2 separate regions of the Mus musculus genome follow, and region 2 is linked to region 1. Evidence: chromatin loops called from intact Hi-C (ENCODE). Cell type or tissue: heart. All regions are shown on one strand. Links, peaks and the distances in the headings refer to the core of each region. The heading gives the core; the rest is flanking DNA.

Region 1 (6,580 bases), core at 2,186-4,685:
ATCCAAACACAGTTCAGCTGGCTGAGATCTGCAAGAAAGCCCACATGAGTTAATGCAGAGTTAATGTCTTCTGGGCCCCAGCAAGGGTAGCAGATCACATTTAGTTTGAATACATGCAAGGAAAGGCTTGATGTGCTCCCCCTCCCTCCCTCCCTCCCTCCTTCCCTCCCTCCTTCCCTCCCTCCTTTCCAGATAGGGTCTCTCTATGTTGCCAGTTCTGTCGTGCAACTCATATATAGACCAGGCTGGTCTTGAACTTTCAGTCCTTCTGTCTGACTCTTGAATACTGGGATTACAGAATCGTGTCACCCTATCTTGTTTCAGCATTTTTTTGTGAGAGGCAGGGCTAAGGGTGATATCCCAATGTATAAGGGCCAGCCACAGGAAGTGGCCCGAAGTGCTAGGCAGAGATCCTACCAGGGCAAGCAGTATGCCTAAGTGGAGATGGGTCAGGTTCTGACTTCTGTGTGGCTCAGTCGCACAAGCCAGGGCTGTCCTTTTCCGTCTGGAGTCATCTCAAATCCTATTTCACCCTGCTTGGCCCTTAGAAAGAACTGCCCAAATTCACCCAGAAGCTGGGGTTTTGGTTTGGGCTTCCAGTTGGAATATGTCCACTCTGCCTTGTCTGCAGCCTCTACACCCAACCAGAAGCTGGTAAGTGTTCCTGTCCCCAGCTGTGAAGGATAGAAAGCCTGGCCAGCATCCAGTTCTCATCACAGCAGTTATGTGTTCCAGCATGTGCTTTCAGAATGTGTGCTCCATTATCACGTATGTCAGGCACAGGCTAGGATGTGTGGTTTGGGGTTAGACTTTGGCCACATCTTTCTGTGGCTCTTCTTCTTCTTCTTCTTCTTCTTCTTCTTCTTCTTCTTCTTCTTCCTCCTCCTCCTCCTCCTCCTCCTCCTTCTCCTCCTCCCCTTCTTCCTCCTCCTCCTCTTCTTCTTCTTCAGAAAATGGACATTAATTGCCATGCATCACACATTTGGTGAGTGCTCTGTGAAAGATGGCCTTCCAGCTGGATGGTGGTGGGGCCACACCTTTAATCCCAGCACTTGGGAAGCAGCGGCAGGCAGTTCTCTGAATTTGAGGCCAGCCTGATGTACAGAGTGAATTCCAGTATAGCCTGGGCTGTTACACAGAGAAATACGGTCTCAAAAAAGGGGGGGGGGAGAAAGAGGGGGGGGGAGAAAGAGAGGGAGGAGGGAAGAGAAGAGAGAGAAAAAATGAGAGGGAGAAAGAGAGAGAGAGAGAGAGAGATGTCTATCTAATATGGAAGCCAGGCCCTCAAGATGGTCCAACTCTCAACATACAGCACTGAATGAAGGCTCAGGAATAGAAGAAGGGACAGCATCGCTGCCTTCTCCACAGAAGCTAGAGTTTTCGTGGATGTAAAAATGGGATAATGTAAGGAGCACAGAAACCCTGGACCGTGGCTTCATGGCTGGAGATGAGCAGAAAGAAGTAGAGGCGAGCGAGTGTCACTTCAGAGATGAGGTCAAGTGCGATGAAGTTTCCTCTTCGTTTTCTCTCTCTTGGATTCCTCAGCTCCGGGAAGTCAGCACCCCGTCAGAAGGACACTTAACTGGTTACAGACAGCCTGGGTGGCAAGGAGCAAGCCATATCAGGGGACCCCTGGGACATATTGCCCTTCAGGCTTCAGTCTGAAGTCATCAAAGAGACTGTGAGCCACAGCTTGGGGCTCCCAGCCCTTTGCCTCAGCAGCGGTGCCCTGCTTGTCCTTTGAGTCTGCCAGATGAATCAAGTAGCCATGATAACCAGCCGATGGCTTACGCAGATAAAACTTGAAAGCAAGGGAATCAAGATGACCGTAGGATAAACCACGGGAGGAAGCACACATCTGGAATCCCATCGCTTAGGAGGTGGAGACTAGAGGGTCAGAGATTCAAAGTCATTCTTAGATACATACCAAGCTTGAGAGAGAGAGAGAGAGAGGGAGAGAGAGAGAGAGAGAGAGAGAGAGAGAGAGAGAGAGAGAGAGAGAGAGATGCTGGTCTGGTGCTGGAGAGATGAGATGGCTCAGCGATTAAGACTTTGGTTCAAGCCGGGTGTGGTGGCGCACGCCTTTAATCCCAGCACTCGGGAGGCAGAGGCAGACGGATTTCTGAGTTCGAGGCCAGCCTGGTCTACAGAGTGAGTTCCAGGACAGCCAGGGCTATACAGAGAATCCCTGTCTCGAAAAAACCAAAACCGAAAAAAAAAAAAAAAAAAAACCAACAAAAAAAAAGACTTTGGTTCAGTTCTCAGCACAACCATCCTTAACTCTAACTCTGGGGTTTCTGATGTCCAGAAATTCATTTTTCTTTTTTTAGGTTGTTTGTTTGTTTGTTTTGCTTTGTTTTGTTTTTTAACCTTCTCAGCCTTCTCAGTTTGAGAGTTGACTGCTCTAGGCTGATCCTCAGTGCTGGGATCTCCGGGTTGGGGCTTGGGTGGGGGATGGGTGAATGGAAGCAGCTTTTCGATCAGCTTTCATCTGATTGGGTGTCATGAGCATGCAAAAATCAATTATTATGCCTGATTGGTCGGGCCTGGAAGGGGTGGAGCGAACCCTACCTGAAACACAGGGGCGGTGCTTTCCCACAGGAATCTAGAGGCACAGTTGCCAGGAGCAGGAAGCGGTTGCCGAGCAGCGGAAAGACAGATACTTATTGTCCCTGTGTTTTTATTGTGTTCTTCAGTGTGTCTGGGTGCTGCTCCCCTCAAGCCACCTGGTTTCCTGGCTCTTTGTAGAATGCTCTTGTTTCTTCCTCTCTTTCAGGTCTTAAACACCACCCTTCAACTACACTTCCCTTCAACACTGTTTTAATCTTTCTCAAAACAAGCTGTTTTGAATGTGGCTGTGGCTGTGGTGTGTGAGCATAGTGTATTTGTGTGCGGCATATGCAGGCGTGTGCACCTGAAGGTGCTCTGTGCTCTGCTTTTCTGTTCTCTGCCTTATTCCTTTAAGACAGGGTCTCTCCCTGAACTTAGAGCTAGGTCTGGAAAATAGTCAGCTCCCATGATCCTCCTGTCTCACCCCCTCATCACTGGGGTGACAGGCACATACACTGTGATGACTGCTAAAGGGGGGGGAAAAACCCTAAAGAGTTTGTACCTAGTTTTATGTTGGTGCATACCAAAAGAATATCTTAAAAATTGGGTGTGGGAACTCATGCTTGTAATCCCAGCACTGAGCAAACAGAAACAGGAGGATTGCTGTGAGTTTGAGGCTAGCCTGAGCCACAGGCTTTTTATTTGGAAATTTGAACTCAGCCCCTCACGTGCAGCAAGTGCTCTGAAACATTGAACCATCTCTCTAATAATAGTTTTTAAAATTATTTATTGATTTTTATTTTATGTGCATTGGTGGTTTATGTGCATGTGTGTCGAATCCCCTGGACTGGAGTTATAGACAGTGGTGAGCTGCCATGTGGTTGCTGGAAATTGAATCCAGGACCTTTGGAAGAACAGTCAGTGCTCTTAACCACTGAGCCATCTCTCCAGCCCTGAGCCATCTCTCCAATCTGAACCTCACCTCGAAAACGCAAGTGCCTTCTCTCCCTTTCAATTCTTCTAGATTCCCTTTCCTTTCTTTTTCCCCTTGAGACAAGGTCTTAATTATTCTATTAGCCTCTCCCACTGAAATGTAAGCTCCACAGGGTCGAGTCTTTTATCCATTCTGATCCCTGCTATATCCTTTCTATTTTGTGCCCAACGCATAGTAGGTACTCTAGAAGCAAAGGCTAAATAAGGGGTGTGCATAGCTACCCTGTTGAGTAGCTGAGATGAAGGTGAGGCCCTTCCCATTTCAGATGAGGCCCCAAAACTTAAAGATTTTCTTGGCTGGAAAAAATAAAACAAAACAAAACAGTTGTTGTTTTAAACACTAATTGTTGAGTGTTAATGAGAAAACAGCAGAGGGGAGCTTCATGAGTTATTGTGTGCCCCCACAGAGTGAAGGTTAGAAGGCACCCTGATGCAGCAGTTCAGACTGAGAGAGTGGCAGGAGGATGGAGTCACCGCCTGGCTGCTGGTAAGACAGACATCCCAGGCGCGAAGGAAACACCTGCCCCAGATCTGAATCACACTGACAGCAGTCATTTAGTTTCAGCAAACACAGCAGCCCCTTTTAAATTAACGTGCTCATTTGAACTTTACTGATCTTATAGCTTCTTTGAAATGGAATTTGGCTTTTTTTGTCAATGCTGGGGGGGGTGGGGTGGGGGAAACACCTAAAAAGTTTGTACCTAGTTTTACGTATGTGGAAAGAATATGCTAAAAACTGGGTGTGGTATTCCCAGGGGATGGGGAAACTGAAGCAGGAGGATTACTGTGAGTTTGAGGCTACCGAGCCACTGGCTGCAGGATGGAGTCTTTGTTTTTTGTTTTTTGGGTTTTTTTTTTTTTTTTTTTTTTTAAGGAAAGGAAAGAGAAGGGAAGGATGAAAAGAGAAGGGAGAGGAAAGAGAAAAAGAAAATGAAAAAGAAAGAAAAATAAGGCAAGGTGGGAAAGTGAGAAAAATAACCAAATGTAGCAACATATGCGTGACTGTTACAATGGCGGCACATCACTTTGTAAGCTAACAAAAGTAACTAATTCAAACATTATAACAGAAACTAATAGGCTTGCGAGCATTTGTATCCTTTACAAAGAAACTTACTACTCAAGATGGCCAAACACTTTGGAAAGAGTTAAACCTTTGTCCTTGACACAGGAAGGGAAGTCTCAGAAGGATTTCAAGAGAAGGCCCAGGAACTCAAAGATCACCTGGCCAGTCCAATCTCTCATGCTTCTCAGTAAAGACTGGGTTTACTTAGCTAAACTCAAGGCTCAATTCCTGACCTTATCCTGCCTCCCACCTAGGGAGAGCTGACCCCTCCCCCCAAGTTATCTCATCAGCTCCAGGAAGTGACCTGGCCGGCCTCTGGGGTTGAGAGCAAGCGCTCCTTGCCTCTGCCTCCCCCAGCCCCAGGAATCTGCCTGCCAACACCCAGGTTGGGGGGGGATTACTCACCAGGAATTCCCAGCTGTACTTTGGTTGTTTGCCCGCTGATATTTGCTGGGAACTAGAGATATCTGGGAGGTCTTCCCAGCTTTTCTTAGCTGGCTGGGGCAGGGCAGCTGTCAAGCATAGCTATCTTTGTTCTCAGAGCCGACCCCAGAACTGCTGCTGGAGTTAGAGATTAGCCTAGGGTCCTTCCCTGCCTTTAGCCCAGGAAGTTGAGAGAGAGATAGAAGTTTGCTCACTGAGGAAAAGAGGGTACCAGAAAGCCAGTTGCTCTGTCCTGAGACCAGAGAGCTGGGCACTGTGTGGGAAGCAAAGAACCTCTTTCGCCAGCTGCAAGCCGGTCTTTTCTTAGAGATCCTGTAAGGGCAACCTGCCCACTGTCCCACACACCCTGAAGTCTGTGGTGGGAGGGGAGGAATGGCCCTCAGGAAACAGTTCCAGTCAAGCAGAAGATGAAGTCTGGAAGAGACTGACTCGGCTGCTCAAGGGACACAGTCCACTTGAGTGTCTCCAGCCTCACTTTCCCCAAAGGCTCAAGGACTTATGAATTGTTTACGTAGACCACAGCAAAGGGAATGGCTTCTGTCTGATAGGGAAACTGAGGCAGAGGGCTGGGATTTTACTAAAACCGTATTTCCTATAGCAAATAACTCATAGAAACATTGGAAGTGGAAAATGTGGACAAAGGGCTCGAACAGAGCAGAGAACAGTCTGTCAGCTCAGAGAGGTGCTCTCGTGAGTTTCAGAGAATGTGAGCTCAATAACCCATTTGCTATTGGGTCTGAGGACCAAGCTAATTTCAGCCTTTTGGGCCTAGAAACCCTAAGAAATTTTAGCCTTGTTGTTTGCTTTCTGTCACCATGATAAACACCATTATCAAAATATAACTTATGGAAGAAAGAGTTTATTTCATATTACAGCGCCAGGTAACAGTTTATCGCAGAAGGAAGTCAGGGTAGCTCTTGGAGACAGTAGCCAAAGCAGAGTCCATGGAAGGATGCTGCTTACTAGCTTGCTCTCCCTAGCTTCTGGTGAGCTGGCTTTCTTTCCAGCCCACTCCCCTTGGTGAGGGATGATACGCCCCACAGAGTGCCGGGCCCTCTTATATCAATTAGCAATCCAGAAAATTGTGCCACGGAGATGCTCACAAACCAGTCTGATTGATTTGGTCACCACATTGAGACTCTTCAGATGACTCTGGGTTGTGTCAAGTTGACAGCTGAGGCTAACTAGTGCGACATGGTTTTTCCTATCTCCTTCTAGCCTTCTATGGCTTGAAGTTGAATATCCTTTCTCCAAAGAGCTTAGGACTACGAAGTGTTTCGGATTTCAGGGTCCCCACCCTTGATATGGGAGTACTTACATATACATAATGTGGTATCTCAGGGATGGAGGGAGTCAAAGTCTTAATACAAAATTAATTTCTGTTGCAAACACACAGCCTAAAGGTAATTTTACACAATATTTTTAGTACATCTGCATGTTGACTGCAGTCTATCATGTGAGGGGAGGTGTGGAATTTTCCACTTGTGGTGTTATGTTTATGTGGTAAAAGTTTCAATTCAGGGAACACTT
Region 2 (2,500 bases), core at 1-2,500, 100 kb before region 1:
TCTTAACAGGTTAAAGAGAATGCTAGTGTTCCACCTGCTGGCTTTCTGTACACACTAAGAAAGCAGCAGTTGCCTTTTATTCCTTCCTTCACGATTCCTTAAGTGTTTCTTGTCCCAGGCTGGGTCCAGCGGGATGCTCAGACTTCTGAAAAAGCAGTTTTTCATGCAAGCAGCTTGTATATCTAGAAATGGACGTGCTGATTATTTTAAAATCTTCCCTTTTCTAGTCTCAATTAATGCAAGGCCTGCTTGTCTCTATATCTTGCTGAAAAAGGAATAGAGAAGGAAAGGAAAATATGACCAAGTGTAGTTGAAAAGGTGAGCCACTGGGTGACAGAGCATTGGGCTCTCTTTCTTGGGGATTTGACAGTTGGCAAGGGCCCCCAAAATCATGCTAATGAAATCATTTGGCCCTCCTCCAAAGAGCTGTCTTGTGAATGAATCCATGAATCTAACAAAGTGTCCTTAAAGATGTGGCCTGGGGCTGGCGAGATGGCTCAGTGGTTAAGAGCGCCGACTGCTTTTCCGAAGGTCCCGAGTTCAAATCCCAGCAACCACATGGTGGCTCACAACCATCCGTAACGAAATCTGATACCCTCTTCTGGAGTATCTGAGGACAGCTACAATGTACTTACATATAATAAATAAATAAATCTTTAAAAAAAAAAAAAAAAGATGTGGCCTGGCCTTAGACATGATGTCACTGCTCACGTCTCTCTGTCGATGCTATGTGTATGTGTAGGATGAGGGGCAAGAATGTAGTATAGATTTAATGCTAGTAAATTTACTGATTAAAGATGGTGATGGCACATGCCTTTAACCCAGCACTAAGGAGGCAGAGGCAGTCAGCTCTCTGTTCCAGGCCAACCTGGTCTACAGAGTGAGCTCCAGGACAGACAGAAAAGGGGGTGGGGCTCTTTAACTACTCTTCCAAAGATCCTGAGTTCAATTCCCAGCAACCATATGGTGACTCACAGCCATCTATAATGGAATCCAATGCCCTCTTCTGGTGTGTCTGAAGACAGCTGCAGTGTACTCACATACTTAAAGTAAATAAATCTTTAAAGGAGGAAGAGGAAGAGGAGGAGGAAGACTACTACATGACAACAGCAGGAGAACTGCCCTGTCACACTATAGCTCTACTTTCTATGACTGTCACCCCTGGACTCCACATATGATATGTTCTTTTTCATATGAGATAAAAATATACTTTTTCTATAGGAAGATATAACTCTTGGATTCCATCCTTTGATTTGTTTTATGGCTTTTGGCCAATTTTTTTTTCCACTTCCTTGCTCATTTTCTTCTCTTGCATTTGAGTCCACATAGTGACCTTTAGGTACAGTTGGTTTCATTCCCCTTAAAGGTGAGGCCCAGAGTGATGTGCAGTGTGAGTCAGTGGTGGACTAGCCAGGATTAAACTCACACCCTTGCCTGTGACTGTGCCTGTTTTCATGATCATGCTCCCTCCATATTACTGAGATCAAGTGGTCTTTGTGGGCCAATGAGAAAGAGCGTATGGCTGACAAATTCCTTGTATGTATTGTTTAGGGAGTGGATTTTTAAAGGAATTATTACTTGTTTTTTGTGTGTGCTCATGTGCACATATGTGGAAGACAGCTTTCAGGTGGTGTTCCTCACCTTCCTGTCTTGTTTGAGATAGGGTCTCCTCACTCTGCACATTTAATTATCAGGCTTGTATGGCAAACACTTTTACCCACTGAGCCATCTCCTCAACCACTAGGGAGTGAATATTTTATATATTTGTTTTGTTTTCTTGAGGCAGGGTTTTACTGTGGCGCCTTGGGAACCTGGACCTCATCGAGATCCATTTGCCTCTGATTAAAGGCATATGCAGTATGGCCTGTGAGTGAATTTTAGAGGATTTTTATTTAACCAGGCCTGGTAGTACAGTGTAGTCTTAGCTACTGCAGAGACTGAAACAGAAGGAGTCTCCTGTCCCCAAATAAAGTTAGAGGAAGACTTGGGAGGGATGTAACCCAGAGGTGGTGCACTTGCCCTCCATGTGGACTCAGTACCCAGTACCAAAGAGGAAAGGTAGATTGCAGAGAACCTGTTTATTAAATCAGCTGTTTCGAATTCTTTTGAACTTTTGACCTTTTTAAAAATCCAGAAGCCATGAACACTGTCAGAAAATACATATAACTAGATAGTGTGGTAGATAATCCTAAGGGTTTACAGGACTCCTGGGACCTGGAGGCTCAGGCACTACCAATCTTCAACAATCTTCTTTGGATGAGGTTCATCCTGTAGTCCATTTACTGGTTTGGAGTTTAGAAATCATGGAAAGCTTGCTAGGGGTAGACAGGTTAATAATTGTTTGAAAAAGCCCATGAGGTAACTTGAATTTATTCTTAGATTAGGAATAAGTGAGATTGCTGTGCTCTGGTGATGTGACATGACAGTTCTCTTTTAACGCACAACCTTAGCTGGGAGCTGGGATCTACTCGGAAACCCCAGTAGACATTAACAAAGCCGG

Evidence for each region. Hi-C counts contacts between places; a loop is a spot of excess contacts. Peaks named below come from ENCODE experiments on the same cell type or tissue, not always from the same donor. Only the 100,000 strongest peaks of a DNase experiment are listed, where the experiment ranks them.
Region 2: a loop joins it to region 1, with 2.1 times the contacts of the local background. A loop is called at or near these places in 1 of 42 quality-filtered maps.

What each region holds. Positions count from the first base shown.
Region 1 is chr12:80,269,494-80,276,073 of GRCm38, reverse strand. It overlaps Gm29952 (a long non-coding RNA gene), which reads right to left and starts at 5,349. Exons shown (of 4, transcript XR_381744.1): 1 at 5,012-5,349; 2 at 1-28. In heart, for the core only: no CTCF peak of the experiment used is centred there; no DNase peak of the experiment used is centred there; H3K4me3 peaks cover 612 bases; H3K27ac peaks cover 1,369 bases.
Region 2 is chr12:80,371,038-80,373,537 of GRCm38, reverse strand. All of the region lies in intron 6 of Dcaf5 (DDB1 and CUL4 associated factor 5), which reads left to right. Among named protein-coding and RNA genes, the nearest start is that of Mir1843a, 19 kb to the left of the region's middle. In heart, for the core only: no CTCF peak of the experiment used is centred there; no DNase peak of the experiment used is centred there.